Linked DNA regions of Mus musculus: regions 2, 3 and 4 are each linked to region 1. The links are chromatin loops, found by intact Hi-C in ENCODE. Cell type or tissue: left cerebral cortex. All regions are shown on one strand. Region 1 has its middle 300 kb from the start of Gm30116. Region 2 has its middle 250 kb from the start of Gm52242. Region 3 has its middle 240 kb from the start of Gm52242. Region 4 has its middle 110 kb from the start of Gm30116.

Region 1 (8,000 bases):
TGTTATACCTAATAAATATTTCAGATCCATTTACGCATAATTAGTGCAGTTACCACGCTTTTGTAAACTCACAAGGTGAAGGAGTGGGAAGGGAAACTGCATTCCAGGTGCTGAGCCTGTCGCTAGCACATCGCTGGAAAACCCCTCTGTCCTCACAACAGATTAACTACCCTCTGTGCATACTATATTTTTGTTCAGCTTTTCCTATTCTGAGTCTGGACTGAAGCAGTCGTTATCTGCTGGCGGTGCCTGGGTGATTTTCAAGCCGAGCACTACCCACCCAAGTAGCTGTGATACCAGCTTTTGCTGAAGCCTTATTGCTCTTAAAAGAGCAATTTGGTTGGCTGCACGGCTATTAGGATCACACAGGCAGCCTGAAAGCTGTCAGTACAACTGCTTCTCATCTTTTTTTTTTTTTCACACGGTCCTGACATCTCTTCTCTTTTTTTCTGCTGGACACACATTCCTGTTTTTATCATTTTCAATCAAGTGCACGCAGGACGCTGAGGAATATTCCCACTGAAAGCAAAGTGGAGAACAGGAATGATTTTACAGCTCTTAAAGTGGAAACAGTGCTGACTGCGGGCTGAGGGGAAGGAGCTGGAGCCGTGAGAAATGTAGCTTGGCTCAGGGCTACATCAGGGAGCTGCTCCTTCAGCTGCTAAAGATGGCAAAACACCACCTACCTCCGACTTCTCAATGATCAATGCTACCTTCAGAACCCGGAGGGAAGAGGATGTGAGAAATTTTTATAAAATTCACTTGTGGAAATGTTATCATCCGAGAAAGTGGACAAAATTACTAGACTCGAACTTCTCTTCGTTTTGATGTTATTCTTCTCAGGACCAACTCTAGGCAAGCTGACCAGGACCCCCTGGAAGGGCAAACCTTGGAAGGGGGGTAAGTGATAAAAGTTTCCTGTAAAAGATCTGAATGGAGCAAGGGGAGCCAAAGGCAACTTAAGAACAGCTAAGGGGAAGGGAGCTGTCTGTTTGAAATCAGGTTTTTATTTCAGGAAAAGGGAGCTGTGTGGTAGGTGGCTGAGAGGAAGAGTTTGTCTCTCTCACTGATATAAATACGTGTTTGCAATTTGGGGGATGCTGGGCTTGCTGTGCATTATATTATAGTGGTTGTTTCCAGCAGGGAGACTCTGGAGCCAGATGCATGCTGTTTAAGTGCAAGGAGATGTTTGCTCTCCTTAGGAAGCTGTATTTAAAGAAAAGAAAATGAAATAGATTTTGAATATTCTTGATTCTCGGCTGATTTCGTATAATGATCAGATTGTTGTTTGGAGAAACAGTGCTAAATCTGGGGCTGACTCTATCCCCGTTGATGTGTTAATAAAGATAAATCGTGTTAACTTTAGTAATAGAGGTATCTGCTGAATGAGGGGGAAAAAAAAAGGCTTGCAGTACTTTGGAGCTTGGTAATGCATTTTCTTTGGCTGTTGAAAAATTTGAGCTGTGGCTTTCTGAGACTTCCAGCCTGCCGATTTTCAAAGTTCAGTCGGTTCTGCTTCACCCAATGACATTTGTTTATATAAACGCAAGTTAGCAAGGTATGTGTTCCGTGGATGCAGCAAACTAAAAATGATGCTGCAGAAATATCCCGGGAGAGTGTGTTCATTGTAGGGAAAATCGTGATGGAAGATTCCTGAGACTATTGCTGTGCATATCTTACCTCTAGAAATGTTTCCTAAACCTGTGTCCTCCACCCTCCACACACACATACACACCTTGCTTTGATGTCATGTGATGATTGCAGGTTCAAGAGAACAGGGGACACTGACCTGATAATTTGATAATTTATCACCATATCATAGCAGGATTTTCTAAATACCCAAGCCCCCTTCAGTTTGATCTTTGTCTTTATCCTTTTGTTGTTTCCCAGACATTACAAATCTGCCTGCATACCTTCCAGGGAGAAGTTCCAGCAGGCACTTAGACTGCTGGGGCACATCCACCCAAGGAATGCTGGGCCAAATCATCTTGGGCCTTGTAAATTATATCACCACATTACTGTATTGCTCGGTGTTATCAATGGATTTTTCACTTGCTCGCTGCCAGCTTGTTATTTATGTTAGCCCGCATGGCAGCTTTAGGTGGCTTGGGATCAAAAGATGTATGGTAGTATTGACTCCAGGAGATGTCAGGGGAGTTAACTTATATTTCTTATGTACAGTTTTCAATGACAGTCAGTAGTTATAGCATGTCAAAGTTTAATTTCCTGTGTTAAACTTCAGCACTGGATGCAGACCTCTGGAAACCCGGCGAGCATGCTAAAGAGCTGCAAGTAGTTAGAAGAGTGTTAACCTAGTCAAAATGCTTGTGCATATTCCCAGGCGTTTATCCATTCCACACAGCTTCAGATACAGATGCCCGAGATTTCATTTGTAAATCAGGTCTGGAATGTTCCATCTTTAACATGTCACTACTTTTTTCTTTCTTTCTTTTTTTTCTTTTTTTCTTTTTCTGATGTTCTGTAACTAGCTCAGCTAGAAATATGCTAGCGCGGCTGTATGGTGATGATGTGACTCAGTCAAGTTCAGGAATAGGCAATCATAGCAACGTATTCTATTCCTTGTTCAAGGAACTCTCGCAAGTTGCTAGAAAACTTTCAATGTGTGGACTGTGCTTTGAAATAATTTCCCTTTTCAATGCTTCTGTTTATCAGTGTATATGTAATGCATAAATTGGTTGCAGAGATTCCGGGCTTCAGCAAATGCAAGCTTGCCTTGATATGCATATGTACATGTTGTAAATATTTATTTATTCATGAGCTTGGCTATTGATGGTGGTGTGTTATCTTTCAGTGGGTTGTAAAATCCTTACATTTTTTTCCCTTGGCATATTATGAAGTCTTTAAAAGCATATTTTGAAGAGTTTTTATTTTTAAATATTGTTTCACTTTCAAGGAAGTCGGGGTCTTTAACTTTTAACATATCTGGCAAAGGTATTATATATATGGTACAGACAGGAATTGAATAAATCTTTTTAAACATCTTTGTTGTAATTGAGGTTCTTTGGTTCTTTGGTTTGCTTCCTGTCACCCCATCTTAGTATACCTTTATAAACAAAATCTTTAAAGCTAGTATACTATTCCTAAAAGTCCTGAACAAAATACCAATAGTCAAATAAGAGATTTCCTCAGGAGTGATTGCCCGCCCACCCCCTTTCTTTACCCTCCCATCACCCGTGTGTTTATCTTAATCTGACTGAGCAGCTGTCAAACTCCATATGGCAACCTGCCCACGCTGACAATTTCCATTTTTGTTGTATTAATAGGAACGATGGTTCTGAAGGAAGAGGTTATTGGTGCAGAGAGGACTGGTACCATCAGAGACCAGTGTGTAGTTGTGGCCTGTGGAGGATAGTGCAGACAGAACACACCATTCATAACAGATCGGATATCTGAGAACTGACTTACACAACACCGTGATGGGAAATTGCTGATTTTTTTTTTCAGTTTTCAGCTTATCAATGAGTGTGACTTTCAAATGTAGGTTAGTAGGCCAGTAGGGTTTCCCTGAGGCATATGTTTTTCTATTTAATCACATTATATGGATTCCTTAAGGGAATGGAGAGTGTCCCATCTGATTAGTTCAGAGCATAACAGAACTGATCATCAGAGTTTGTATTCACTATATACTCATTGGAAATCCTAACAACATAGCTGACATCATGCTCATTAAAATTAAAGAACCCAATTATTTTACATTCAATTACCCTCACTGAGAAGAAACACTAGAAGATAGACATAGCTCTGCAGAGAACCTTCAACTACACACTTCCAATACATACAACAACGTGCATCAAATATGCACAAATAGAAAACTCTGTATTTACTGACAACTAAACATAAAGCTAAGTTTAATTTGTGTCTGTCACTAAAGTGAAGACTGTTTGATATAAAACACAGTCATTTTAAATGTAGAAATTCAGAACCTTGATATTAAACGTGAGAGTCAAACTTCCAGCATTGGGTGCTGAGTGAAAAATGAGGAATCAGAAGAGTTACTGATGGATCTCGGGGGGGGGTGTACCCCTGGCTATGCTTATCATGAAAACACTTGCCTTGATCCTTGTAAACCTCCTGGAAACATCTGTTGGTTTCCTACAACCTCCCAGTGAAGATCCAGGCGCAAACACTGGGAGACAGAATATGAGTTATCAAAAGTTGATGATTCGGAAGATTCTCTTTCAGCCCTGCCCCACAGCATACCACACCACACACACACACACCACCTTGCTTCCTTTTATATATTACAGCAACCGGCTGTCCATGTCTATCTTTGCTAAACAAAGGAGACTTCCCAGGCAGTTATCTTGTCCCTTTGTAAATGACTAGAATGTGTTATGAGCACACACAATGCCATTGAGTTATTTTAGTTCCTAGTGCATTGAAGCATGGACACAGGATATTCAGAAAGCACCGTTATCGGCATGGTCCCATCTAATATACTGTCAATTAAAACAGAATTCATTGCAATTTATTGAAGTGTTTTGGACCTTAAAATTTATAATAATTTTTTTGTAAACTACTTTAAAACTATTTCATATCAGCAAGCACATTTTATGTCACTACAAAAGTCTTATCCCAATATAGAAACTAATAAAAACATTTATTTTATGAAGTAACTCATAGAGCATAGTATATCATGCAAATTATAAGATTGAGGAAATATATATTCTCCAGTAGAAGTTAAATGTTTTGAACTTAAGTTATGGCTTGATTATTATTAAGAACATGGATTGCTCAAAGTATATATTTCCTAATAAAATTTAAACATTTTGGGGCTCAAGCAATGATTCAGTGATGAAGAACACTTGTTGTTCTTGCAGAGAACTTGGGTTTGATTCTCAAAATCCACATGATAGCTCACAATGGTATGCAACTCCAGTTTTAAAGAATCTAACAACCTCTTCTGACCTCTGCAGGCACCAGGTGTGTACATACATGTACATACACCAGATATGCACACAGTGATTATGTATATATATTATATAGATATACACATTATACATAGTATAATATATAATATATAATGTAAGTCAGGAGTGACATGTTGAAAACTATTTTTAGATTTATTTGTTTTTATTTTATGTGTATGAATGGTTTACACCCACATACCCACACACCCACACACATATAATAGTTTTCAAATAGTTTCAACATGACAGTGGTGATTTGCATTTGACAAATATTGAATTACCTGAAGACTTTCTTATTGGGCCTCTGCAGCTTCACTAGTACTGGGCTCCAGACCAGACCTGTGAAGTTCATCCTGAAGTCAACTGAAGCAGATATGAATCAAATGTGATTACGTAAGAAAGCAATCTCTTAGTTGCTTAAAATTTTTTACTATAATTAAGAAGCCAAGTTCCTTGAAAAGAGAGGTATTTGTGAGAAAAGGGGGGGGGGCATAAAATACTAGAAAGACCTGCATATTTCCAAATACCAGAGCATCTTTAGTGCTTGAGTTGTCCTGAAATTTGGAAGTTGTTTTTCAGTCAATGTTTGCTGAGTCCTTAAGACCACTTTCATCCAGGAGCACTGCTTAAGGAGACCAAATACCAAATATCCAAAGTCCTTATCTGGAACCTGGCAGGTGGTGTTCAGTTTTGCCAAGGGAAATGGTGTTTCTTTGAAGAACACATTGGTTTGGAAAGTGGCTGGTGCACTAGCTTGCTCTAGCCGTGATAATGAGAAGCTATTACACTGTGAGATATTTAGACCCCAGGAACTCATATTTCATTTTTGTGAATATATTCCTTTAGATTAACTGTTTCTATTAATATATCTTCAGCTGAGTAATTAATATACTAAAATCCAAACAAGGGTAGAGTTGGACAATTTCAAGAAGGAAAGTAGAAATACTCAAATCACATTTTTCATCAGTGTCTCTTTCATAGAACATCAAATACCTCAATTTAGAATAAAATTTCAGTGCCACCGTTGAATTGGTCCTTCAAATTGCTCATCTTCTTGATGATGCATGTTGCTCCGCATTATCTTAGATGATGCTTTTCCATTTCATATTTAATGTATACTGGTTTTAAAAGATAGAAACAGTTACAGTTTGTGATTTGATAGGTCTCAGCGTCTCTTTACTGGATTACTTTTATAATTCCTATTGAAGGAAAAATGGTCTGAGAAATAGTTTATATTACTAAATTAAAGTAGGGGAGGTTGTTGCCAACTATTTTCTTTCTGTGGAAGTCATAGTTTTTAGGTATCAGTTCAATATGAAATTAGAACGAGTAATACTTTTAAAGGATGGGATTATGTGACTGCCCATGGATGCATGGATTACTGTAATGTACTTTCAGTTATTTTTGAATTACCAGGCCTACTTGCATTTACATATAATAGGCTCAACAAAATTAAGCCTACTATACATTTCAGAGTTCATTTTTTAATGGAGGGTTTTGGGGTTGAAGAAAGTGGTATAGTTTTCATTTCATTATTATGTAGTCCAGCAGTAAAATGTGATCATTAAGCTATGATGTTTAGCTGGATGAGTCTAGCTTGAGTTCAAGCACTATACAAACTACCTGATTAATAATCCAGTGTTCTTACATGGAGAAAATAATTTCCTGGTTTTTCTCATAGCAATTATTTTCAAAAATATAATGAGTTTCTTTTCTTTTTTTAAACTAGGTATTTATTTCATTTACATTTCCAATGCTATCCCAAAAGTCCCCCACACGCTCCCCCACCCACCCCCGTTTATTTTCTAATGAGGGTAAAAATATAAACTCATGAAATGTCCCAATTAATGAAGAGTTCACACCAAAAAAGGGAAAGATATATCCTATACAACCTCAGTGCAGTTCCTTTTCTTTTTTATCAATGTCAAAAGGTCTGTCATGAAAGAAGACACCAGCCTGAAATAAAGACCTATACTGTGTTCTGGAGACAGGGACACAGTGTTAAATCCCTAATGTAATAGTTACCAGCTAATAATTTGCTGGTCATAAAAGTCATACATGAAGTGTCTTCCAGAATCCACACAAGCAAGAGGACTTTTCCTGGCCAGACAGTGCAGACTGTATTGATTTAATAGAGTGTTTTGCCCATGTTTTCGTTGGTTATGAACTGTATAGAGATGCATGTGGGGATGTGTATTTAAGGATAAGACTCATCAAAGTTATGAGTTAAACGATGTTTGGCTAGATGGAGATACTTAAATGACCATTTCTTTCTATATATGGTCTGTAAGTCATCTTGAAGGTAACTTGTACTTCCAAAGTTAAGAAATGCGCCTAAGGAAATACCTTCAACCATGAGCTGCACCCCATGTACGTGGATGGCCCAATAGAATACCTAGTCCTAGGAATCCACTCATTCAAAAAGTACTTATCAAGGGCTCCCAAGATAAAAATCTAAGTGACCAGAGAATATAACCATATATGTAGCATTTTTAGAAAAGGTCTTGTACCTGTATGGCAAATTTAATCTCTAACACCATGTTTCCCGAAAACTTCCCATTGAAAACAGTTTCCTTCCCTTGGGATGAGTCTGTTATACAAATTATCTCAAGTGCATTGATACTTCAAAATAATTTACACAATTTTTTAAAAGATTTTTTAAATAATTCTATAAGACATTGGCCCTGCATGTCAGTACACATACATATAGTTTTTAGATCGGTAATGAATGCTTATATAAACATCTAGTATATAATTAATCCATATTTATACTGTGGCACTGAACTATTTACATGTGCAAATTAGTTTACTCAATTACTAGTTATAAAATATATGTAGAAGGGATTTTATAGTGTTAAGAACATATAATAAAGGCTCAGCTGTATCTGTCCTAAAAAATAATTCTTTGAATCTTAATTAAATTATTGGATGTTATTTGAGATTTACAGTTATAATTTTCAATGCCTATGTGTATATATTCATATATATCAGTATAATTTCATGAATCTGTTTGAAGACACTTATGTTAATTGGTTGGTCTAAGAGTTACAATATTATGAGTGGCAGCAG
Region 2 (8,000 bases), 220 kb after region 1:
TCATGTCTTCATATTAGAAAAGTACATTCCTAAGGGTCTGTTCTGAATAGTCAGTGACTTCATGGCTTACAGTTCTGTAATGGAGAATCAGAGTCTGAAAAAAGGCATGTGTCTGGCACCTTCCCAAGGCATGGGTGTTTAAGGCATGATGAACTGTGAATTTGCAGTTGCTGGTTGCACACAGCAAGCAGGTGTTTCAAATCTAATATTGTCACTAGCAAAAGTGAACTATATTTAAAAGTGTGAAGTGTTTGTTTTAGAGAGAAACATCTTTACTGAAAATGAACAAAAAGATCAAGGTCAGTACTGTTAGATTCTCTCAGAAAGTAAGTGATCATAATGAAGAAATAGGGAAAATATCTTGTTTATTCTGATGGCTATACAATGAATGTCAAGCAAATGGATCAAAAAATGCCTGGATTTTTTTTTCTAATGAGAAAGAAAGGATGTGGCTTTGTATATGGCTCTGGGTGGGTGAGGATGAGGGGAAAATCTGGGAGGAGAGGCGAGATTGCAATCAATATATTTTATGAAAATAATCCAGTTTTAATTAAGACTCAATATAATATAAAATTACTTTATTTAAATTTTAAAAAGCTTGTGAAGTTTCCAAAACACTTTTCAACAGTAATATGCCCAAGCTTTATGAAATATCCAAGGTACGACTGCGAAGAATATCATGTAGACGTCTGCCCATATATGTATGTAATGGAAGTTATGCCTTTTGCCATGCATGGAAAACAGTGAAAAACAAGAGTAAAAATGTGTGACATGCATGTGATATTAACTGGAAAATTGCCTCTACTGCACTTTACAAGTGAGACTTAGAAATTTTTTTTTAAATATAGGAGCTAGAGAGATGGCTCAGTAGTTAAAAGCAGATACCTCTTGCACAGAACCCACTGTACATTGCTAGCACCCATGTCAGATGGTTTTCAACCTCCTTTGGCTTCAGTTCTCAGCAGTCAGATGTTATCTTCTGGCCAACAAAGTATCCTGCACTCCTGTGCTCATACCCATACTCAAATAAACACACACCCAACAAAAGAAAATATTGAGCAAAGTAACTAAGATGCTAAAAGATACATTTCATATATTTTATTTTCTTGGAGGCTCCTACATCCATGTCTTTATATGTGAGTATATATCCTGAACTAACTCCAGAAGTGAAGAAAGTAATAGGGGGAATTTGCAGATTGGGAGAACAAGAGATCTGAACAGGGAAATGAAAAGAAGTGTAAAGCCCTGTTAAAAATTGAAAGGGAGATAAACATCTTAATAAGAGGAGGGTAAGGTAAACTATAAGGGTGGCTGGAACACTCATAGGAAATCTCACTAGTAAATCTCTAACTGAAAGAAAAGAACTACAATACATGGAATCCCATGTATAAATATACGTATATATTTTAAATGAAGATTTTTCTTTCAGAGTGATCCTCTCCCTGAAAGCCAAAGACCATCTAAGAAAAAGAAAAAAGAAAAAAAAAAAGAACAAAATGACCACACTAGGCAAGTAAATCTCTCCTCTCAGATGTTGGTCAAGTCTGTCTAAGGCTCCCAAAACTTAAAGTCTACTGTTATTGTACTTCGTTACCTCCATGAGATGGAGGGTAAACCCTATTACTGAAAACACCATAGACTTAGGATGCAGGGTCCAGAGTCTCCTGACATGAACATGAACTGAATGCGTCTTCCCTAAGGGTTAGCTTTCATGGTACCAAAATGTGTCAAGCAAGCTTTCAAAGAAGGTAGAGCAAAGCCCTACACAGTAATGACAGCTATGAAACAGAAAAACGCCAACATGGCACAATAACCCTAAGAGCTCAGCAGTGACTCTCATACTTCGGTGCGAACCTTTAAAACTAATGGCTCCTTAGTGGCACTCATACAAAGTGATAACCAACAGCTATCTAACTGGACTCAAGATCTACTCTTAAGAGAACTCATAACTGGAATTAGATGCAACTACTCAGGGCTAGTGAGTCATGGATCTTGAAGAATTTACAAACTTCATGTTACTAAACCAGCATAATTCCTAATTGCATTTGAAATATTTTGCCTTGGATATCTAGGCCAGTATAGTTCTTGCTTCCCATTAAGGAACTGTCTTTTTGGAACAGACAGAGACCATTAGAGAAAAACAGTCATTGAAAAAATGTAGAGTTGTGAATTCCAGGCTCAATGCATACATCTACAAACCACTATTGTGCCTAAGGTTCAGGTATCACCATGGAAGAGAAGGTGAGATGGGCTAAGGTGGAACTGAAAAAGACAAAGAAGCTCCAATCCTTCCCAAAAAAATACAGACGCGACTAAGGAATACCGAGAGAGGAAAAAAATGATGGCAAGCCTTGGTTATATTTCTGACAAATTAGTTTATTTGATATTGAAAGAAGGGCTCTATGGCTTGTGGACTTGAGGCAATATCAACAGCTCTTATTTTGAATTCTGGTCACCTTTCATTACTAGCACCTGTCCAAGGTTTTGATTCTAAGGAAGACATTCTGTTATGTGTAATTCCTGTCTTAGGCAGGAAGATGTTTTAAGTCAGTGTGTGATCAACACGTAAATCTGAAAAGAGAAAGGACTACATTGCTGGAAATTCCCTTCTATCGCTTGTCCTAAGACATGAAGGGGGAGCGTATTTACAGCAGCATCTCCTGGGTGAGGAGCAGCTTTTGTCAACTACATCCACAGTTTTGCCTTTCTGTTCTTCATTTTATAACTACAGAGGAAACCCCCCCAAAACTACAAGTTTATCTTCGCAGACTTTAGTTTTATGTCTGAAACTGCTCCATGCTTTCTGGAGATCAGGTAATAATATTTGGCTTTACAGTATACCATCATCTTTCTTAAGCTATACCTTAGTTAGCCTAATTTCTTTCTACCACATGTTTATCTGAGCATTTTTCATTTTAAATTTGTTATTGCTACATTTTTATAAAGCTTATATTTATTTTATTTTATGTTTTGCCTGCATACATGTATGATTTTTTTTTTTGCATCTTGGGTTTGGTGCTTCAGTGTGTAAAAAGAAAGCATTGAGCACCCTGAAACTGGGGTTGCAAATGGTTATCAGCCATCACTTAGGTCCTGGGAAGCAAAACATGTCCGCTAAAAGAACAAGTGCTACTAACAGTTGAGCCATATCTCCACCCCACCCCTCTTGTGTCTTTTTCTTCTTCTCACTGTAAGAACAACATATCTCCAACTTTGCTTCTGAACTGTGAATGAACTTCAGGTGAGAACTAAGACTACCTGGCTTTAAAATTTTAGACAGGATTATCTGATTTTGTGATGCTATGTAAATAATATGCATGCATTGGAAGTTATACTTCATCACTTCTTGGCCTTTTGGCTAAGATCAAGTGTAGAAGTTATTCTTTATATTATATTATAGTTATTATTTATATTATTCTTTATATTATTCTTTATATTATATTATATTCTTCTGCAAAAATTATGATCGGTACACTGTATAGACGGAGTGGAAGCAAGCCACAGATATCAGACACAGAGTCATAAGAATAGAGTATAAACAGGTACCCTAAAACCATTGTGTGGCTTTGCTATTCTGTTCTGCAAGGTAAATGTTTCAAATGCTTCTTTGAGTTACAATATTCCCATGGTGCAATGTTTCTTGAGAGCACAACCCCATGGTCAACTGAAAACTGTGCACAGACTTGCTCCTACTCCTTCTTGGTATTCTCTAACTTGCTATTTTGATGAGATCAGTTGTTACTCCTACGTGAGATTTATTTTTAAAGATTTTTCTGGCTTAGCTCTACCTTTTATCCCTATTCTTGGTTTTCAGCCATAATCTTTGCTGGAGTCTCTTTTAATTTATCTACTAGCTTGCTATGAAAGGGATCAATAAGCCACTAACCTTACAAATACTTGTTATGTTACTGATTGAGGAGTAAATGACTATTTTTTACTAGGTTCTGCTGAAGGTGATAAAAGTTCCTATTAAGATGCCAGGAACTGAAGGATTATTTCCTTCTCTGAAATTTAAGATCGGTATAGAATATAAACCCAAGTGAGACTTGATGTGCCAAGGCAAGTTGTTACTGAGGGGGTAGGTGGTTGGGGGAATGGGAACAGAATATGGAGACCGCCCTTTGCAAAAGAAAAGGGGGTGGGGGAAGGTGGTGGGAGAGTGGGACTGGGAAGTGATTGAGGTATAACAGGAATAAATAAATAAATAAATGAAAACATCAACCAAACAAAGACAGCATTTCATCTCTTTGTTCTTTGTTATGATAGTTTGCACCTTTTGCTAAATAAATTAGTTGTATGTATTTGGCCAAGTTCACAGGAGCATGTGAACTGGGAATGAAAGATTTGAAATAGTTTCCTTCATATATATCTTTTCTTCTGACACTTTTGAAAGATTTCCATCATAATTTCAGAATATGAAAATAATAATTTCTTCTAAGAAGCCTGAAAATCCTGAGGTACTATTTCAAGGGTTTTGGAATCGTTGAGGTTAGAAGTTATATTTTGCCTGTATTTTGAGAAGATATGTCATAATGCTTCTTAAAATATGGAAATACCAATTTTGAAATATTGAATGTGGTAATAGTGTACTAATTCCTTAGGACAATGAACTCTCTTATTTAAAACTTATTTTTGCATATGCACAAACTACTTTTTCTCTTCTGAATATATTGTACTTTATATAAAATAACAGAAGTTAAATTTGTAGTATCGAACTAATAATTTTATTCTTCTCCAACAATCTGTAATTTTCTCAGTGCAATAGAGGACATATTGCATTATTTCCAATAATATTGGGTCTGATAAAATCATATTTTTACACTACATATTGAACACCTCCAAGATGACTCTAAGGCAAACTGAAACACTCTTAAAGCATTGTCTAATTATGAATGCTATAAAAATCCATGCATAACTGCTGAAAAGATAAGTCAAGGTCTATTCATCTGTCTCAAAATTATTTTCTAAGAATATTCTACCAATGAGGATAAGAATCTGTCCTCTAGACAAATAGATCCCAGGCAGGGACCAGCAGCTATAGTTTAACCCTGAAGAAAAATGCAAGACTTGGCAACTGTCCTGAAGCGAGGTTGCAAAAGTGGCAAGCTGCCTCAGGAAACTCAGGGGCAGTTCTTGGGTGAGTTTCTTTCTGGCATCACCACTAGTGGAGATCACAACATACATGTGAGGTGTAGAATAGTGAGTCTAAGAATAGCAAGGTGGAGCAAACCAAACCAATGCTCAATATCTGTCTTCCACTGTCTATGGGGTCATACTTATATTCCACCATCATGATTTCTTTCACGTATTTGCTTTAGCATAATATCCTTTCATCACCCGTGTCTGCTTCAGGACAACACACATTCCCGTGTCTGCTCCAGCAACACATCCTTTTACCTGTATGCCCCAGCAAAACATCATTTAACATAGCTGGCTTTTCAATGAAACTAGAAGTTTCCACTTCACAGCTACTTTCCAATTGATTACTGCCATTCAAACAGGGCATGCTAATATTACAAATAATATTTTCCTTTCATCTGTGATTACCTCAATCTCAATTAACTTTTAAGAAGCACATTAGCAAAGTCCTTTCCATTTTGACTTAGCAGAATCAACCTGAAGGGAGACTGCTCTTCATGTCTATTGTTATCATAAATAATTGATTACCGTTAAGTGCCTATCAATACAGAAACAGAAATACTAACATTGTGAGATATAATATCTTATTATATTGTATTGTGCAGCACCTAATGGTAGAATATGAATATGAAAACACTTGTGTGCTAAGCTGTTGTGGCAGAGAAAGTAACACATCAAGTTAATGATTTAAATTTGAAACTTCTTATATTTTTTAAAAATATTATTTTTATTACTCTTTAGTAGATTTCATCTTACTTAAAAATAAAAAAAATTAATAGGCCATGCTATAACAACTTGTATTTTCATACCTTTCTATTCAGTCATTTGACAGTATATTTTATTCAATTTTCATTTCCCTCTACTCAATCTAACCAATTTACAGCTTGGGAAAATATAGCCCTTTCAGGAAATTTGAAATAGAGCTCTGTTGGCATGTTCCTCTCATATAGCAATAGCAGGCGAGCATCTCTGATCATTATTTACTTAAATCAGTATGAGTCTCTAGACATTTGGTCAACCATGCTTTAGCTTTAGAAACTAGAATTTTCCTATCCAGGAACTGTTGTCATATCAGAGCAAAGGTGTAGATAGCATTTCTAATATTAGACTCTGCTTTTTCCTTTTGCTTGGAAAACATTTGTAACTTTTTTTGAGAGTTATTTTTTTCATTGCTAAAGTGATCTTAGTTTTCTCTTCATTAGATTCCTACAAAATTTATAGAAAGGTGTTAAACACTTCCTGTAATACATGACTAAGTATAGGAACTGAATAATCAATATCCACCAAGAATACTATTACAGTATATAAATGAGCACACTTGCTACACTCAGTAATGAGTTGTTTAGGATTGGATGTTTCCAAAATGTTACCCTGATTCACATGTAAGTTAATTCTTTCTCCATCACTCTGTGTCTCTCTACTCATGCTCTACCCTTGCTCTGCATGCTCTTCCTCATTGTCTCTCCTGCATCTTACCAACAAGGGTAGAGTAGCGACTAGCACTTTATTAAGACTCCTCCACTAAGCGCACCTGTCATCTTTTCCACTGTCTTCATTTTCTTATACAGTAATAGTAGGTACTTAAAACTCACAGCCCCTAAATTAAATGATTCCAATTGGGTGGACAGTTTGTTTTAGAAACTGCAGTTTCCATTGCTTATATCATCTGATATCCAGTAGCTGAAAGAACATTGTTATAATTTGATTATACTGTACACTAAAAATGATATATCTATCAAAATTTGTTTTGTTTGGAAAAAATGTTCACCTACTATCTCTTAATGAAACCCACATCTCTATTGATACAGTGAAATTCAATGACTATATGTGTTGCTAGTGGGGGCACTGATTAGCTCTGATCAGCGTCCTTCTGTCTTTTCCTTATCTTTTCCTTTTTCTTTTTTTTTAATTTATTTTTTTAATTAGGTATTTTCTTCATTTACATTTCAAATGCTATCCCAAAAGTCCCCCAGACACTCCCCCCGCCACTCCCCTACCCACCCATTCCCACTTTTTGGCTCTGGTGTTCCCCAATACTGAGGCATATAAAGTTTGTAAGACCTTTGTATGGGCCTCTCTTCCCAATGATGGCGGATTAGGCCATCTTCTGATTTCTTTATTCTTCCTCATTCCTGATGATTTGTTTGCTTATCTTTTAGCATCAAATAAGTATATGAAGAGTAAGGAGAAAATTAATATAAATGCAGATACTTAAAATACTTTTCATCTGTTCAAAGGCTATGAAACTTTGCATAATATTATGGGATGCTTAGGGAAGACACAATGTATTAAATAGTTAATGAATTATCTTATTTTTGTATGAAGAAACTCAGTTCCTATCTTGGTTCTGTCATCATATACTCTGCATAATATTCAGTTATTAGTGAGATTTTTCTCAGAAATTTTGGTTAACAGTGCTGCTTAACACATTGTTAGGTTACATGAAGCAGTGCTGACTATTTTTAGAGTATAAACAGCAAAACCTTTGTCATGTTAAGCAACTCTAAATATGTTTGCTGTTTGGGAGAACCCCTCAGAAAATTTCCCTTAATTTGTTCTAAGCAGCAAATTGGGATTCTATTATTATCCTTCTCTTTTTCTAAAATTAGACTGAATGCTGGATTGTATAATGATGAGCTAATTTCAACATGGGAACATAATAGGATTGCAAATTTCTTTGCTTCTTAATTGTCAATTGTTGACCTGCTGTTATGAATGTTGAAAGAGAGATTCCTGTAGACCCTGTATCAGTTCCCTTGGGATTTGAATTGTTGACCATAAATCAATTCAAACATGTCAAGACAGCTGCTGTCCCTAAGAGACAAGGTTATCAAGTTTTCCACAGGACACAATATAAGTGA
Region 3 (8,000 bases), 230 kb after region 1:
ATTGCAGCCCAAACCTGGTGTCAATTCAGTGGTAAAAGCATTGATACCATACATTTATCACAGAGTTCATACAGTAGAAGATATGATACCAATGGTACTTCCAGAGTACCTCTCTCTCTCAACCTTCCTTATGTTGGCACCCTTTAGTACAGTTCCTGTGTTGTGCTGAACCCAATCATGAAGTTCTTTGTGTGGATGCTTCATAATGATAATAGTCTACTCTTAAGAATTGTAAAGTAAAGGTGAGTGGAGGGTAAAGGGGGCTTTGGGGATAGCATTTGAAATGTGAGTGAAGATATTATCTAATAATAAAAGAAAAAGACTTGTAAAGTAAACGTCTGAAATGTAGGGTATCTGATAAATGACCCCTGTCAAAGTGTTATTTGTTCTCCCCCAGTGGTTCACAACCCACAGGTTGATAACCAGTGTTCTGGTAGAAAGGGCTACAAAAGTGGACCTTGTTACATTTGTTTGGGAATCTTTCGGATCATATCTGAAGATTACAAGTTTTTCTTAACACCGAGGTTCAATAAACAGAGAGTTTCTATAATTAGCAACACTTTAACTGTAATAGAAGCAGAGAGAAAAGCAGAATGAAGCACAGTAGCGAGTCCTGATTGTAAGTACTCTGCAGTGCCACTGGGTACCAATATCTGCTGCCAATGCTGGGGAATCTCCTTAGGCCCCGCATATCTTAGACTTGAATTAGTGCCTGTAATCTCTGATTCCACACATCCCATTGCTCAAAACACTTTATCATGATAAACTGGTTTTCTCTGGCAATAAGTAGAAATTCAATAAAGAATTTAGAACCAGGCATTGCTTACATGTTACTGTTATCATTAGTGTGCAGACACTTTTTGTAACTGTTGTTCAGATATTGCTTCATGAGTGGAAGTGAAGAAAACAAGGAAATGGAATAAGAAACAAAAAAAGAAAAGAAGGAAAGAAGGAATGGAAGAAAGGAAGGAAGGACGGAAGGAAAGGAGAAAGAAAGAAAGAAAGAAAGAAAGAAAGAAAGAAAGAAAGAAAGAAAGAAAGAAAGAAAGAAGAGAGAGGGAGGGAGGGAGGGAGGGAGGGAGGGAGGGAGGGAGGAAGGAAGGAAGGAAGGAAGGAAGGAAGGAAGGAAGGAAGGAAGGAAGGAAGGAAGGAAGGAAAGATGGAGAGCGGTGGAAAGGGCTGATCCATCAGATGATGGGCTAGCCCATCCCTTGAAGCATCTTTCAAGTACTTCACTGTGGCTACAGGGGTTCCTCAGCAGGAACCAAGTCAGGAAGGTACTAAAATTCAAGTACCTGAAAATAAATTTATTAAACCATTTCTATCTTTATCCTTTAGATGGGAAAAGACTAAATTGACTTCCCTTAGGAAAGTATATTAGAGTAATTTGTTTTAACACCAACTCAGCAGGGAAACTAAAATAAAGCTGCTACCAGCAAATAAATAAACACCATCATGAGACAAGACGCAGGTGAGATGAAGAAGGGGCAACGTGCAATATCTCTGAGAAGAGGAGAGAGGAGCTGTGAAAACAACCACGCTGCTTCTATTTCCAGAAAACCCCATGGCTGTGCTTTTAGGGGAAATATGCATCCAGCATGTTGTTTTCTAATAATTACAGCCTCCTCTTTGTGACATTTGAACTCATTTGAGATTTCCCTTGGTCAGGCATTCTTTTCAATGTCTTCTCATGCCTTTCCCTGCTTTATCTCTCCAATTTGGGCAATGCATCTTGTTTACTTCTGGAAGTGTGCTTGAGCTATCATGAGATAGCTTAAATTATTTTCTTCATCTAGGGATTGAAACTGTGAATTCAAGATTGCATTTGGTGTGGACATCAATAGGTTCTAAGAGTGGAAAGATTCCCTTATGTGTCCAACAATGGACATCATGCTTGCATATACTGGAAGACGGAAGACGGTTATATGTTATCAACATTGTCTAAATTAGAATTCATTAAATGTATTCAGAGGAGTGTGTTGACAATGCTAAACTAGGAGAGTTGTGATTTCTAAAATCTAAATTGATTACTTTTGTTGGCATCTATTTCTCACATTTTCTTCTTAACATTTATCAACTTTTATTTTATATGAATAAGTTGCACACATGTATATACATTTTCACCTTGTGCAGAACAAAAAACACCTTATTTTCCAGAACTATAGTTATAGGTGGTTGTAGGCTGCCATTCAGGGTCCTCTACAAGTGTGTCAAGTGCTCCTAAACTCTGGGACAGCTCTCTCTCTCTCTCTCTCTCTCTCTCTCTCTCTCTCTCTCTCTCTCTCTCTCTCTCTCTCTGCCCCTTTTCTCTCTCTGTCTGCATGTGCCACATCATTTCTGTGGAGGTCAGAGTTCATCTGCCAGTGTGAGTTTTTATCTTTACCTAGTTTGAAATGGCATAAGCTATCTTGCCTAGCTCATGGTCTCTAAGGATTCTGATGGGTCTACCTTTCCTCATGCACAGGAACTCTGGGCTGATGGATTTACCCTACCATTTGCTTGTGAGTAAGAAGAGATCTGAATTCTAGCCCTTCACCCACTGAACCTTTTTCTATTTTCTTATATATCTATTTCTAGAACAGGAACTAGTAAGGCTCTTGTAGCATTCCTTCTATGTCACCACTAATGTTATTATCAGAAAAGAGCTATGAATGCTTTCTAAAACGTATCCTTATTATAAATTGTTCTTAATCAGTTAATAGTACAAAGAATTTATTTGTTTTGTCATCTCTTACCTACTGGATTTTGGAGTGAACTATGATATTCAGACCTTTTATTTTAAAGTGTATGACATGCGGACAGACCATGTCAAAATTTGTGGGCAGGACCTGCAAATAAGTAAGCTGCCATCACCATATACAGAGTTATGATAGTGTCTGTGATTATCATGAATTCTCCGTGCTTCCTTATGATGTGTATAGGTATCACATGTTCAGTCAATTGCCAAACATATATTCCTTGTGTTAATGGATCAGTTGCGGATGTATTGTTCTTACCTAACTTTTTATTGGGGAGATGTAAATAAATATCTACATGTCACAGATAGGACAGGGACTGGCAGAACAAGTAATAGATTTTATCCCTGACCAGCTTAGTGATCCAGTGAGTTTATTTAGGTTATTTATAGTAATAAGTAAGTTAGCCGAAGCAGCTTAGCCCCATCTTCATCATAAACAACTCACAAGATGTGACATCACTGAAGACTCACATTCCCCATGAGCAACTGTGCTAGTGAAGGCTTCCACTGTTGTCAGCGGGTTTACCTCTTGTGTAACTCCAGAAGATCAAGGGCCTCATCAGCACCTCAGGAAAAGTCAATTAAAGCCGAGTGAGCCACGTGATCCTCCGTGATCCTTCCACAAAGGACTGTTAATTGTCCTGTTTGTCTCATAAGGGTCATTACTGTTGCTCTGGTGCAGGATAGCTATGGTTTTGTTCAATATTGAGGGAATAGCTACACAGTAGCAATCATTCGTACCTGTAGGGTTGACATAGGATTCCCAACATTATAAATTAATTATAAATATTGTCATACATAGGGAACAATTTGTACAGAAGAAGAAGAAGATGATGATGATGGGCAGTACACTTTAGAAATTAGATAAGCTCTCCAGGAGTCCTGGGTGAGCACTTTGGAGTTAAACATATTTGGTTTTAGCCAAAATGCCTTATTACCCCAAACAAGCAGCATAAAGACTATGTAGCTTAGCATCATGTAGGTCAGCAACAGTTTCTGTGTTAGTTGGATAAGTTTTGACACCAGGCTGAATTTTATGGTGGTAGAATGTCTCAGTTTTCAGTACTTTATGGTTTTGGAAGGAGATAAACGTAGGTTGTACACCTTTAATAGTCTCAATATATTTGTCTGTTAAATGTTAACATTCTTTAAACACTTATGACTAAGGAAAATAATCAAGGGTTTTGGTTTTTTTGTTTGTTTGTTTTTATTATTTGTTACTGTTATGATCCTTGCATTAGACCTGAGATGTATAGGTAAGTAAATGTGGAGGTCCAAAGTGGAAGCATTTTTTAGATCCCATATTTATTTTTAAGTAACTTTCACCTGTCCTTACAACTTCCTGCTCTAGAAAACTCCTTAATGTAGCAATAGTCATTCATATATATTAATTATGATTCCACAAAACCTTAGTCAGAGTCAGCTTCCTGAAGCTCCGTGAGTTCCATACTTCATAGCTACCACCTTCTTCTTCTACCACTACTTCTTCTTCTTCCTCCTCCTGCTCCTCCTGTTACTCCTCCTTCTGCTTTTCTTCTTCACCTTGCTCCTCCTCCTCCTCCTCCTCCTCCTCCTCCTCCTCCTCCTCCTCCTCCTCCTCCTCTTTTTCTTCCCTAGTACAATTTTGAGTATGACTACAGGGCACATAAACAACATATTTGAGAAAAAAAGTTTTGGTGATTTAATAATCTAGGCTTTCACAAAAAACCACACACACAAATAACACATATATGGAAAATAAGTCTTATGAAGTATCATATCATGTAGATATTTGAACAAATGTATGCATAAATGAAATGGGATATATAGCAACAAAAGATGACTTTTGTCTGTCTACATCTTTTAACATCATCAAATATATTAAAAGTAAACAAAATGTATTAAAGCAGATCAAGACTTTAACAAAGACGATGATTTTCAAAATCTTGATTTGTGTGTAGCATTTTTGAATAATTTTTACTTGGAAAATTTTCTGTAAACCAGCTTTCCATGTTCCTAGGCTTTGGTAGGGCTCCCTCTACTGTTCAAATGGGAGCATATACCTCAGAATGATTAGAGGGAATCTGGTTTAGAATCCTCTCATCATAGGATAAAAATTCATATATTTAATCTGTCCAAATACATATGTATATATAATGTACATATTTACAGGAGAATTTTCAGCACACAAATTTGAATTATCAACTGCACGTATTTAAAACTATTTACATAGATATGTACCATGATTTAAGTACAGCTTTGTCGTCAAATATGTGAATAAATTAAAAGTTTGGTTAAAGCCTTCACATCTTTTCAGATTTTACCAACAATTATCTGACAAGTTTTCTTACTAGTGCTGATATGACAAAAAAAATGCACCATGCAAAATATGAGGGAAAAAAAACACTCTGAAACTTTACAAAATGGAAATTAAAGGCTTTGGATATCATGTGCTTTATGTTTGCTTAAGTTTTGTGAAGTTGCATAAATTCTTTTCATCTTTAGAGTGCTTAAAGATTCACACCTCCTGTGTGAGAAAAACAAATGTTAAATATTATCCAGTGTTACGAAAAGAAGACCTAGAAATACTAATACTACTTCAAATTCAAGATGTGTAACTCTCTGAAAGGCAGATTTGAATGCTGTAGGTCAAAGCTGGCTATTATGAAAAAGACTCCTTAACAGAAATAATTCAGAGCCTGACGCACTTGCTCTTTTGCCAGAGACCCAGTCTGGTTCTCAGCGTTCAGGATCAGGAGATGGATAACTATCTATATTTCCACCTCTGAATATCAGATATCTTCTGCCCTATAAGAGAACCCACACACAAATCTAAAAAAGGATACCAGACATAGATCCACTCACTCACTCACACACACACACACACACACACACACACACACACACGAGAACACACACATGCACACACACACACACACGAACACACACATGCACACACACACACATGAGAGAGAGAGAGAGAGAGAGAGAGAGATAAAAACAGAAAAGAAATCTTAAGAAAAATTAGGAAAACATGTTTCTTTTTATTGAAGCCAATGTATCATTTTTATGTATTGGTTGTTTAAAATAGTGGTTAGAAGTTTTCTTGTGTATTTAAATTGAAAGTAGTAAAACATAGAAAGCCAAAATATATGACTTTACAATCAGATCATCATGAGAATTTGGTATTTTGGTGGCAAGATATTGATAAACAGCATAGTAATTAATTTAATGAAATAAACCACTAAAGTTTACCTAGCCAAATGAGATCACCATTAATTTGTTAAGTCAAACCGCAGAATTTAATAGGTAAATGCTTAGGGGTTAAGAATAGATAGTAGCCAAATGTTTTTTTCTAGTTATTCCAAAATCTATATTAAGAAATATTATTAGTTTGAAAAGAAGCTACGGTTCTACTTCTAACAATACATGTACACACTGGTATCAAAATTACTACATTTAAGGCTTATATAAACCTACATAGTGAACATATAAAACTTATGTCCATTGCTAATATGCTGTCATCTCAAAAGTACTTATAATGTCTAGTATGATAAAAATCGGTGCTTATTGTTTAAAACGATGAAGAATCATGGGATGCCTATTTAGTTCTTGTTCTTTCCAAAACTATTTTTGAACCCCAATTAGTGGAATCCACATAGGCAGAAGGTTTAGCTTACTTTTTAGTTTAATAACTGGAAAATCTTTGAAAAGCTGATGTTTTAGAAAACAATAGTGAACTTCTTTTATGCAGTCTAAAGACTTAAATGGCTCCACTCTAAAGTTACATATATTGGACAATACAGTCATAAAAATACACTAAGAAGTATTATCACTGCATGATTGTGACGGTTAACTCTAATTACCTGGTTAGGGTCGTTATCTTAATTATCAACTTGACACAACAAGAGGACCTAGAAAGAGTCTCAATGAGGAGCAGACAACACTGAGTTAGCCCTGTGTCTATGGTAGATCGTCTTAATGTGGTAAGTGGATATGGAGTTGATCTGCCTACTGTGGGCAGCACCATTCTCTAGGCAAATTTTCCTTTAAATGAGAAAGTCCAGGTAAGCATGACAAGCAGACATATATGCACTTACGTTTCTATGCTCTTCCCTGTGGATATAACATGTTCACGTGCTACAAGTTCATGCTACCTTGATTTAACCTAGAATTGCTATCTAAAATAAATCCCTTCTCACTTGAGTTGGTTTGTATCAGAGCATCTCATGAGAATGATAGGAATTAAACCTGATACTGGATATATGACAGTGATGTTTGCATATGATTTTTTTCATAAGAAATGGAAAGAAATAATGTATATAGTTCATCACTTACAAATGTAAGTACAGTACTTACTATTGTATATTAACATATTGTTATTTTTTTATAAAATAAACTTATAAATGAAAGTGGAAAGTATTATCTTTATCCCCATCTTGCAAATAATGATATGAAGCACATAGGTTCTCCAAATTCATACACACTCCAAAATAATATGTAACTTTAGATACCATAGCTTCAGAGTATGTCTCTTGCTTTTAAAAGTATTTTTATGATAATTTTTCTCTGTTCATGGTTAGTTAAAGGTAAGTTGTTTTCTCCTCCCTTTCCTGCTCTTCCTCCTCTTCTTCCTCTACTTCTTCCGTTCCTACCCCCTAAAGGAATCTGAATTTGGGTTTGAATACACAAACTAAGGGCTTTTATTAGTTTTGTACTAACTGAAGAAAATTAAAATAAAATTTATGTGCCCTCTGTAATCTAGTCAAAACACGGTTGACATAGTCTATGTATTTAAATCATACATGCACAGTTAATCTGGTATCTAAGTCGGGAAAAATATTCCTAAATATTGTTTTCAAGCATGTATCAATATCTGCTAATTACTGAAAACTTTTATGTCGATCTGCTTTATAATATAATATGCTTTATAATATGCTTTATAATATATAATATAATATAATATAATATAATATGCTTTATAATATAATATGCCACAAACTGGTAAAACAGTTATTTCAGCATTTGTTCAACAGTTTTGAACTTAGAATGACCAACAATGAAGGGCCACAGCTAGAGATGGTCTTTTGCTGTCTCTGCCACTTAGGGTTACTCAGGACGTCAAGGACAATAAGCAAGAAGTAGTGGAGAGAGCTCTGACATGCCTGGGACTCATTAGGTACCAGATTGGCTTTGAAACTCTACCTTGTATAAAACCAGTTTTCACGGCAAGAGTTAATCCCAAACCTCGGTATTAACCAATTTATCCACTATTCTCATGAAT
Region 4 (8,000 bases), 200 kb before region 1:
CTAAAATTTCCCTGAGGTCTTTGCCCAAATTTAGTTTAAGGCTCAAGAGTTCGAGGACATCTTGCTTCTCACTTGACAGACATAAAAGTCGTGCTATTTCCCCAGCTAGGCGATGTTCACTAGCAATTCAGAGCTGGAGTCGGAATCCATTCACTCCCAGGTTTAAGTGCCCTTCATCTTAAAACAAAAGGAAACCTCTCAAAACCCTAAAATTTATATTCTGATGCCGGCTAATTGTTTGTAATAAGTTTTTACTTAAATAATACTTTTATCTTACCAATGTAAATTTAGTATTAAACTCAATAGACTCAAATATTAAGATTACCTTATTTGGACACAGGATCGTAAAGATACCTTTAGTTTCAAGAATAACAGCACACTAGAACATCCACTCGGTCTCCTCCATAGGTGGGCTGTATGCTCATCAAAGGTTCTTTTCCTACAAAATTGCCTGGGGAGTAGTGCACACTTAAAGATGTGGGTCTTAGTGTGAACTCCTCAGAGGAGATTACTGATGGTCTTATGGGCTGATTAAAGACTATTGAGAGCAACTTTCCTAATGATTTTTTTGATAATTTTAAACACCTATATAATATGTTTTAGTTATAAGATTTCCCATTCTTCTTCCAACTCTTCGCAGACTTCCTCACCATAGTTTCCTCTGATCTTCTTGCCTTTTATCATTACCCACTGAGTTCAATCAGTGTGCCATCTGTGTCCACGCTATCAGTCCATCCACTACCTTATGAGCATCCTAACAAGGGCCACTTGTTTGACGAGTATTGACTAAATGTGCTTGATCCATTTTGACCTTGGAAAAAGGACAGGGTCAGACATGATTATCACTTGGATAAGAGAGTGGATTTTCATAAACCAAGGTGTAGGTTTTCACTTAGGAAGCCCTCACTAGAGTCCAAATGGTATTCTTGAACTGTTAGCCTTTCAAAATTTTTCATTATAAACACCCACCTACAGATATTTAATTCTTGAAAAGCAAGGTAACAACAACAACAACAATAAATAAATCCATACAAATTGTTACTTATAAAGAGAAATGTCAGACGGCAGATGATCATTAGAGTGAGAAGAACACAATATGACTCAACCCTACGACAAAAGGCATTTGGAGGGATATAGATGCAGGGTAGGGGCTATCAAACATAGTGGCTGCTTCGGGAGCTAGGAAAGCCAAGGGTGGATTCTGCCCAGACTCTCATCATAGCCATGACCTTGTCAGTCCCCTGATGTTTGATTTCTAGCCTTTGAAAACACATAGAAAGAATTTCTATTGTTTCACATACTGTAGAATTAGTGAAGGCACTGTCAACTCCTATTCATGAAAATTCTTACTGGTATTCTACCCAGTCTTAGAATTTCCATCTATTTCTGTCTGTTATAGTGTCATGGTGTGGACCAGAATATTTATGTACAAGAGGGGCCTCACTTGGAAACATACAGCATTTTTTTCAATGTATAAATCATTTGAGTCATCCTTTCTCACTATGACTCAAAAGACATCTGTCCTGAAAAGACACTTCTTCATTTATCTCCGCTTTGTGATTATTTCCTTTGGTCTCTTGTAGACACAGGACATGTATATATTCCCATGAGAGTTCCAACTAGAATGTAAACCACCTAGCTGTACAAGGACAGTTTCACTCTGTTCTTCACCCTCCCCTTCCCTCTCTTCTCCTTTCTTTTCTTCTCCCTTGTCCCTATCTCTCTCACCTCCCCCCTCTTTCTCATTCCCTTTTCACTTGGATCAATTAATACATGATCCACCATCAAAAGAAGGGACCTGATTGAATATCAATTTATCTTATCCGTCTGAAAACTGCATATTCCACAGAACTAGCAGACACAGTGATCTTATTTCCTACAGAACTCCACCCTGGGGAATAAATATCCACACCACACTCAAACTGTCCTGAGGAGCTGGGATCTCATAAGCACCTCCCAGGCGATCCAGCCTTGTTGTTTATTGTTGTTCTTTCCCTTGCTCTCTGTCCTTTTTTATCATAGCACCAGGGACAGGTTTAATTTCCTCTTATATTCGGCATCTTAGAATCTTGATGTTCTCCCTTCTAAAGACTGGTTGGAAGCAGGGGGGAAAAAGCATTCTGAAATATCCTTTACCTCAATCTATGACGTGATTAATTTTGGTTCTTTCAGAAGTTTGGTGGAATATGTTACAAGGGGAGGGCAGCATTGAGAATTTCAGAATATATATGATTCTCATATTGAAATGCAGATATCAATTTGTTTACTCTCCTCATCATGTCTGGTTGAAATTTCAGTATTTTAATATTTCTGATTATCTCTGAGTTTTAGGCTTATTCATTTGTTTTCTTCTCTAGTGAATGATGTTCTACCTCGGCATTATTTTGCCTATAGATAGTATGCTGTTGAAATACAGTGACACTATTAATGTGAAGGTTAAGTGTTACATTCTTGGGTAGAATTTTTCTTTCAGAAAATATCTTTGCTCTAGGGAAATATTTTGCTGTTTCAAAGTCTGCTTTTCTTTGAAAATTTTAAATAAGATTATTTTTGGTCCATAACAAACATGATCATTTTCAGATAATTAATATAATAAATATTCATGATTAAAACTTACAGTTCACTTTTACATATATTTTTTCTAAAAGTATGAAATGACAGTGTTCACATAAAATTGTATTTTTATAGTTGCACGATATGTTTAGTTGGCAAAATTGTTATATGTCATTGAAGACTCTAAAACATAAGGAGATGACTTTTCTAAATGATAGTTCTGTAATATAATTTTTCGGAAGATTGATTGACTTAGGCAGTCTTGTTGAATAAACGAATGTGCAGATGGAATGAATGTGTTGATGCAGTTAACTCATGTTAATTCTTAGTAGAAAAAGATCTACAAATAGCCTTAGTGCCATATGTTTGCTGGGTTGCCATAGTCATAGACTTAAAAATAATGGAGAGAGGAAAAGATAAGAAAAGATAATTTTATTTACTTTGATGTAGAACAGTCTTTATTGTTAAACATTTATGTAATTATTCTTTTAGTTCTCAACTGATGGGGGATGAGAAAAATGTTATAATAAAGATTAACAAAGATCCCAAGAAACTACATTCTAAATATAGGGTACATAATCTTCTTTATGACAGTGGTTGTTAGTTTAATTTGGTTGGGCAGTGGTGGCGCACGCCTTTGATTCCAGCACTTGGGAGGCAGGGGCAGGCGGATTTCTGAGTTTGAGGCCAGCCAGGTCTACAGAGTGAGTTCCAGGACAGCCAGGGCTATACAGCTATACAGAGAAACCCTGTTTCCAAAACAAACAAACAAAAATCAACCATTAAAGAAAGTTTAATTTGTATAAAAATCTATATTGGGCTCTGGAATACAAATCAAGGAAAATTGTTAAGATTATTATGTGAGATTTACTGAAAACAACCTTCGACCTGACTCCTAGACTACGTTCATTAAAGGTCTTTGCAGAGACAACACTGAGATGAGGTTGTTATTATACACACTGCATGTCCTTTATGTGCATTGAAGCTTCATTTATGAATCAATGGGAAATTGAAGGATTCAAATGCTAAAAATGACTTTTTGAAGAATTATGTTCTACAAAATTTAAAATCCTGTTTATTACTACAGAAACACGTATTTATATAACAAGAGAGAAAGGTAAAATGGAACCATAAACTAATGAAATAACTGGAGATTATCACATGGAAATTGCTATTTTTTTGACATTTGATCACTTAATCATATCATTGTCCATGCATTAGAAACAAGTCCATGCATTAGAAACAAGTCACTCACAGGAAGGGGATGATACACGGACAGAATATACAGCAAGAATCACATAGGCTGCCAATCACATATCTTAAAATTATCTCACAATGTTTTTGTGAGAACCCAAAAGTACAATAACAACAAAAATTTATAAAATTTAAAAATATGTGTGTGCTCTTATTATAATAATTCATTCCAATGGTACAAGCAAAGCTTCTACCTGATTTTGTTTAGCTTTGCCAGTTCTCCTGGTCTATTTAGTGAATGTTTCAAATTTGTAGTAGGTCCTAGGCTACACTCTCTATACATTTTTTTCTTTTTTTTTTAATTAGGTATTTTCCTCATTTACATTTCCAATGCTATCCCAAAAGTCCCCCATACACTCCCCCCTACTCTGCTACCCACCCACTCCCACTTCTTGGCCCTGGCGTTCCCCTGTACTGAGGCATATAAAGTTTGCACGACCAATGGGCCTCTCTTTCCACTGATGGCCGACTAGGCTATCTTCTGATACATATGCAGCTAGAGACACGAGCTCCAGGGGGTACTGGTTAGTTCATATTGTTGTTCCACATATAGAGTTACAGATCCACCTAGCTCCTTGGGTACTTTCTCTAGCTCCTCCATTGGGGGCCCTGTGATCCATCCAATAGCTGACTGTGAGCATCCACTTCTGTGTTTGCTGGCCCCGGCATAGTCTCACAAGAGACAGCTATATCAGGATCCTTTCAGCAAAATCTTGCTAGTGTATGCAATGGTGTCAGTGTTTGGAGACTGATTATGGGATGGATCCCTGGATATGGCAGTCTCTAGATGGTACATCATTTTGTATAAGCTCCAAACTTTGTCTCTGTAACTCCTTCCATGGGTTTTTTGTTCCCAATTCTAAGAAGGGGCAAAGTGTCCATACTTTGGTCTTCATTCTTCTTGAGTTTCATGTGTTTAGCAAATTGTATCTTATATCTTGGGTATTCTAAGTTTCTGGGCTAATATCCACTTATCAGTGAGTACATATTGTGTGAGTTCCTTTGTGATTGGGTTACCTCACTCAGGATGAGGCCCTCCAGGTCCAACCATTTGCCTAGCAATTTCATAAATTCATTCTTTTTAATAGCTGAGTAGTATTCCATTGTGTAAATGTACCACATTTTCTGTATCCATTCCTCTGTTGAGGGGCATCTGGGTTCTTTCCAGCTTCTGGCTATTATAAATAAGGCTGCTATGAACATAGTGGAGCATGTGTCTTTTTTACTAGTTGAATATCTTCTGGATATATGCTCAGGAGAGGTATTGCGGGATCCTCCGGTACTACTATGTCCAAATTTCTGAGGAACTGCCAGACTGATTTCCAGAGTGGTTGTACAATCTTGCAATCCCACCAACAATGGAGGAGTGTTCCTCTTTCTCCACATCCATGCCAGCATCTGCTGTCACCTGAATTTTTGATCTTAGCCTTTCTGACTGGTGTCAGATGGAATCTCAGGGTTGTTTTGATTTGCATTTCCCTGATGATTAAGGATGCTTAACATTTTTTCAGGTGTTCCTCAGCCATTCGGTATTCCTCAGGTGAGAATTCTTTGTTTGGCTCTGAGCCCCATTTCTTAATAGGGTTATTTGATTTTCTGGAGTCCACCTTCTTGTGTTCTTTATATATATAATATATATATATATATTATATATATATATAAATGTATATATGTATATATGTATACTAATATACAATATATATATATTGTATATTAGTCCCCTATCTGATTTAGGAAAGGTAAAGATCCTTTCCCAAACTGTTGGTGGCCTTTTTGTCTTATTGACGGTGTCTTTTGCCTCACAGAAGCTTTGAAATTTTATGAGGTCCCATTTGTCAATTCTCAACCTTACAGCACAACCCATTGCTGTTCTATTTAGGAATTTTTCCCCTGTGCCCATATCTTCGAGGCTTTTCCCCACTTTCTCCTCTATAAGTTTCACTGTTTCTGGTTTTTTGTGGAATTCCTTGATCCATTTAGATTTGACCTTAGTACAAGGAGATAGGAATGGATCAATTCTAATTCTTCTACATGATAACCACCAGTTGTGCCAGCACCATTTCTTGAAAATGCTGTCTTTTTTCCACTGGATCGTTTTAGCTCCCTTGTCAAAGATCAAATGACCATAGCTGTGTGGGTTCATTTCTGGGTCTTCAATTCTATTCCATTGGTCTACTTGTCTGTCGCTATACCAGCACCATGCAGTTTTTATCACAATTGCCCTGTAGTACAGCTTTAGGTCAGGCATGGTGATTCCACCAGAGGTTCTTTTATCCTTGAGAAGAGTTTTTGCTATCCTAGTTTTTTTGTTACTCCAGATGAATTTGCAAATTGCTCTTTCTAATTCATTGAAGAATTGAGTTGAAAATTTGATGGGGATTGCATTGAATCTGTAGACTGCTTTTGGCAAGATGGCCATTTTTACTATATTGATCCTGCCAATCCTGCCAATCCATGAGCATGGGAGATCTTTCCATCTTCTGAGATCTTCTTTAGTTTATTTCTTCAGAGACTTGAAGTTCTTGTCATACAGATCTTTCACTTTCTTAGTTAGAGGCAGGCCAAGGTATTTTATATTATTTGTGACTATTGAGAAGGGTGTTGTTTCCCTAATTTCTTTATCAGCCTGTTTATTCTTTGTGTAGAGAAAGGCCATTGACTTGTTTGAGTTAATTTTATATCCTGCTACTTCACAGAAGCTGTTTATCAGGTTTAGGAGTTCTCTGGTGGAATTTTTATGCTCACTTATATATACTATCATGTCATCTACAAATAGTGATATTTTGACTTCTTCCTTTCCAATTTGTATCCCCTTGATCTCCTTTTGTTGTCAAATTGCTCTGGCTAGGACTTCAAGTACAATGTTGAATAGGTACGGAGAAAGTGGGCAGCCTTGTTTAGTCCCTGATTTTAGTGGGATTGCTTCCAGCTTCTCACCATTTACTTTGATGTTGACTACCGGTTTGCTATAGATTGCTTTTATCATCTTTAGGTATGGGCCTTGAATTCCTGATCTTTTCAAGACTTTTATCATGAATGGGTGTTGGATTTTGTCAAATGCTTTCTCTGCATCTAAGGAGATGATCATGTGGTTTTTGTCTTTGAGTTTGTTTATATAATGGATTACATTGATGGATTTTTGTATGTTAAACCATCCCTGCATCCCTGGAATAAAACCTACTTGGTCATGATGGATGATTGTTTTAATGTGTTCTTGTATTCGGTTAGTGAGAATTTTATTGAATATTTTTGCATCGATATTCATTAGGGAAATTGGTCTGAAGTTCTCTATCTTTTTTGGATCTTTCTGTGGTTTAGGTATCAGAGTAATTGTGGCTTCATAAAATGAATTGGGTAGAGTACCTTCTGCTTCTATTTTGTGTAATAGTTTGTGAAGAACTGGAATTAGATCTTCTTTGAAGGTCTGATAGAACTCTGCACTAAACCAATCTGTTCCTGGGTCTTTTTTTGGTTGGGAGACAATTAATGACTGCTTCTATTTCTTTAGGGGATATAGGACTGTTTAGATCATTAACCTGATCCTGATTGAACTTTTTTACCTGGTATCTGTCTTGAAACTTGTCCATTTCGTCCAGGTTCTCCAGTTTTGTTGAGTATAGCCTTTGTAGAAGGATCTGATATTGTTTTGGATTTCTTCAGGAACTGTTGTTATGTCTCCCTTTTCATTTCTGATTTTGTTAATTAGGATGCTGTCCTTGTGCCCTATAGTGAGTCTGACTAAGGGTTTAGCTATCTTGTTGATTTTCTCAAAGAACCAGCTCCTTTTTTTGGTTGATCTTTGAATAGTTCTTCTTGTTTCCACATGGTTGATTTTGCCCCTGAGTTTGATTATTTCCTGCCATCTACTCCTCTTGGGTGAATTTGGTTCCTTTTGTTGTAGAGCTTTTAGGTGTGTTGTCAAGCTGCTAGAGTGTGCTCTCTCTAGTTTCTTTTTGGAGGCACTCAGAGCTATGAGTTTTCCTCTTAGAAATGCTTTCATTGTGTCCCATAACTTTGGGCATGTTGTGGCTTCATTTTCATTAAACTCTAAAAAGTTTTTAATTTCTTTCTTTATTCCTTCCTTGACCAAGGTATCATTGAGAAGACTGTTGTTCAGTTTCCACGTGAATGTTGGCTTTCTATTATTTATGTTGTTATTGAAGATCAGCCTTAGTCCATGGTGATCTGATAGG

The links. A loop is a pair of places that touch in the nucleus more often than their neighbours do. Peaks named below come from ENCODE experiments on the same cell type or tissue, not always from the same donor. Only the 100,000 strongest peaks of a DNase experiment are listed, where the experiment ranks them.
Region 2: it touches region 1 in a loop (2.5-fold over the local background); 4 of 42 quality-filtered maps call a loop at or near these places.
Region 3: it touches region 1 in a loop (4-fold over the local background); 4 of 42 quality-filtered maps call a loop at or near these places.
Region 4: a loop joins it to region 1, with 4 times the contacts of the local background. A loop is called at or near these places in 2 of 42 quality-filtered maps.

The regions. Positions count from the first base shown.
Region 1 is chr16:75,085,189-75,093,188 of GRCm38, reverse strand. It overlaps a transcript of Robo2 not described here. Among named protein-coding and RNA genes, the nearest start is that of Gm30116, 300 kb to the left of the region's middle. In left cerebral cortex, no CTCF peak of the experiment used is centred here; DNase peaks (open chromatin) are centred at 2,094, 2,296, 2,540, 3,347 and 3 more places; H3K4me3 peaks cover 3,515 bases; H3K27ac peaks cover 3,185 bases.
Region 2 is chr16:74,866,079-74,874,078 of GRCm38, reverse strand. It overlaps a transcript of Robo2 not described here and the pseudogene Gm52278. Among named protein-coding and RNA genes, the nearest start is that of Gm52242, 250 kb to the right of the region's middle. In left cerebral cortex, no CTCF peak of the experiment used is centred here; DNase peaks (open chromatin) are centred at 84, 3,675 and 4,022; H3K27ac peaks cover 4 bases.
Region 3 is chr16:74,854,723-74,862,722 of GRCm38, reverse strand. It overlaps a transcript of Robo2 not described here. Among named protein-coding and RNA genes, the nearest start is that of Gm52242, 240 kb to the right of the region's middle. In left cerebral cortex, a CTCF peak has its summit at 4,746 (motif pointing left); a DNase peak (open chromatin) is centred at 4,749.
Region 4 is chr16:75,280,913-75,288,912 of GRCm38, reverse strand. It overlaps a transcript of Robo2 not described here. Among named protein-coding and RNA genes, the nearest start is that of Gm30116, 110 kb to the left of the region's middle. In left cerebral cortex, no CTCF peak of the experiment used is centred here; DNase peaks (open chromatin) are centred at 1,491, 2,899 and 3,200.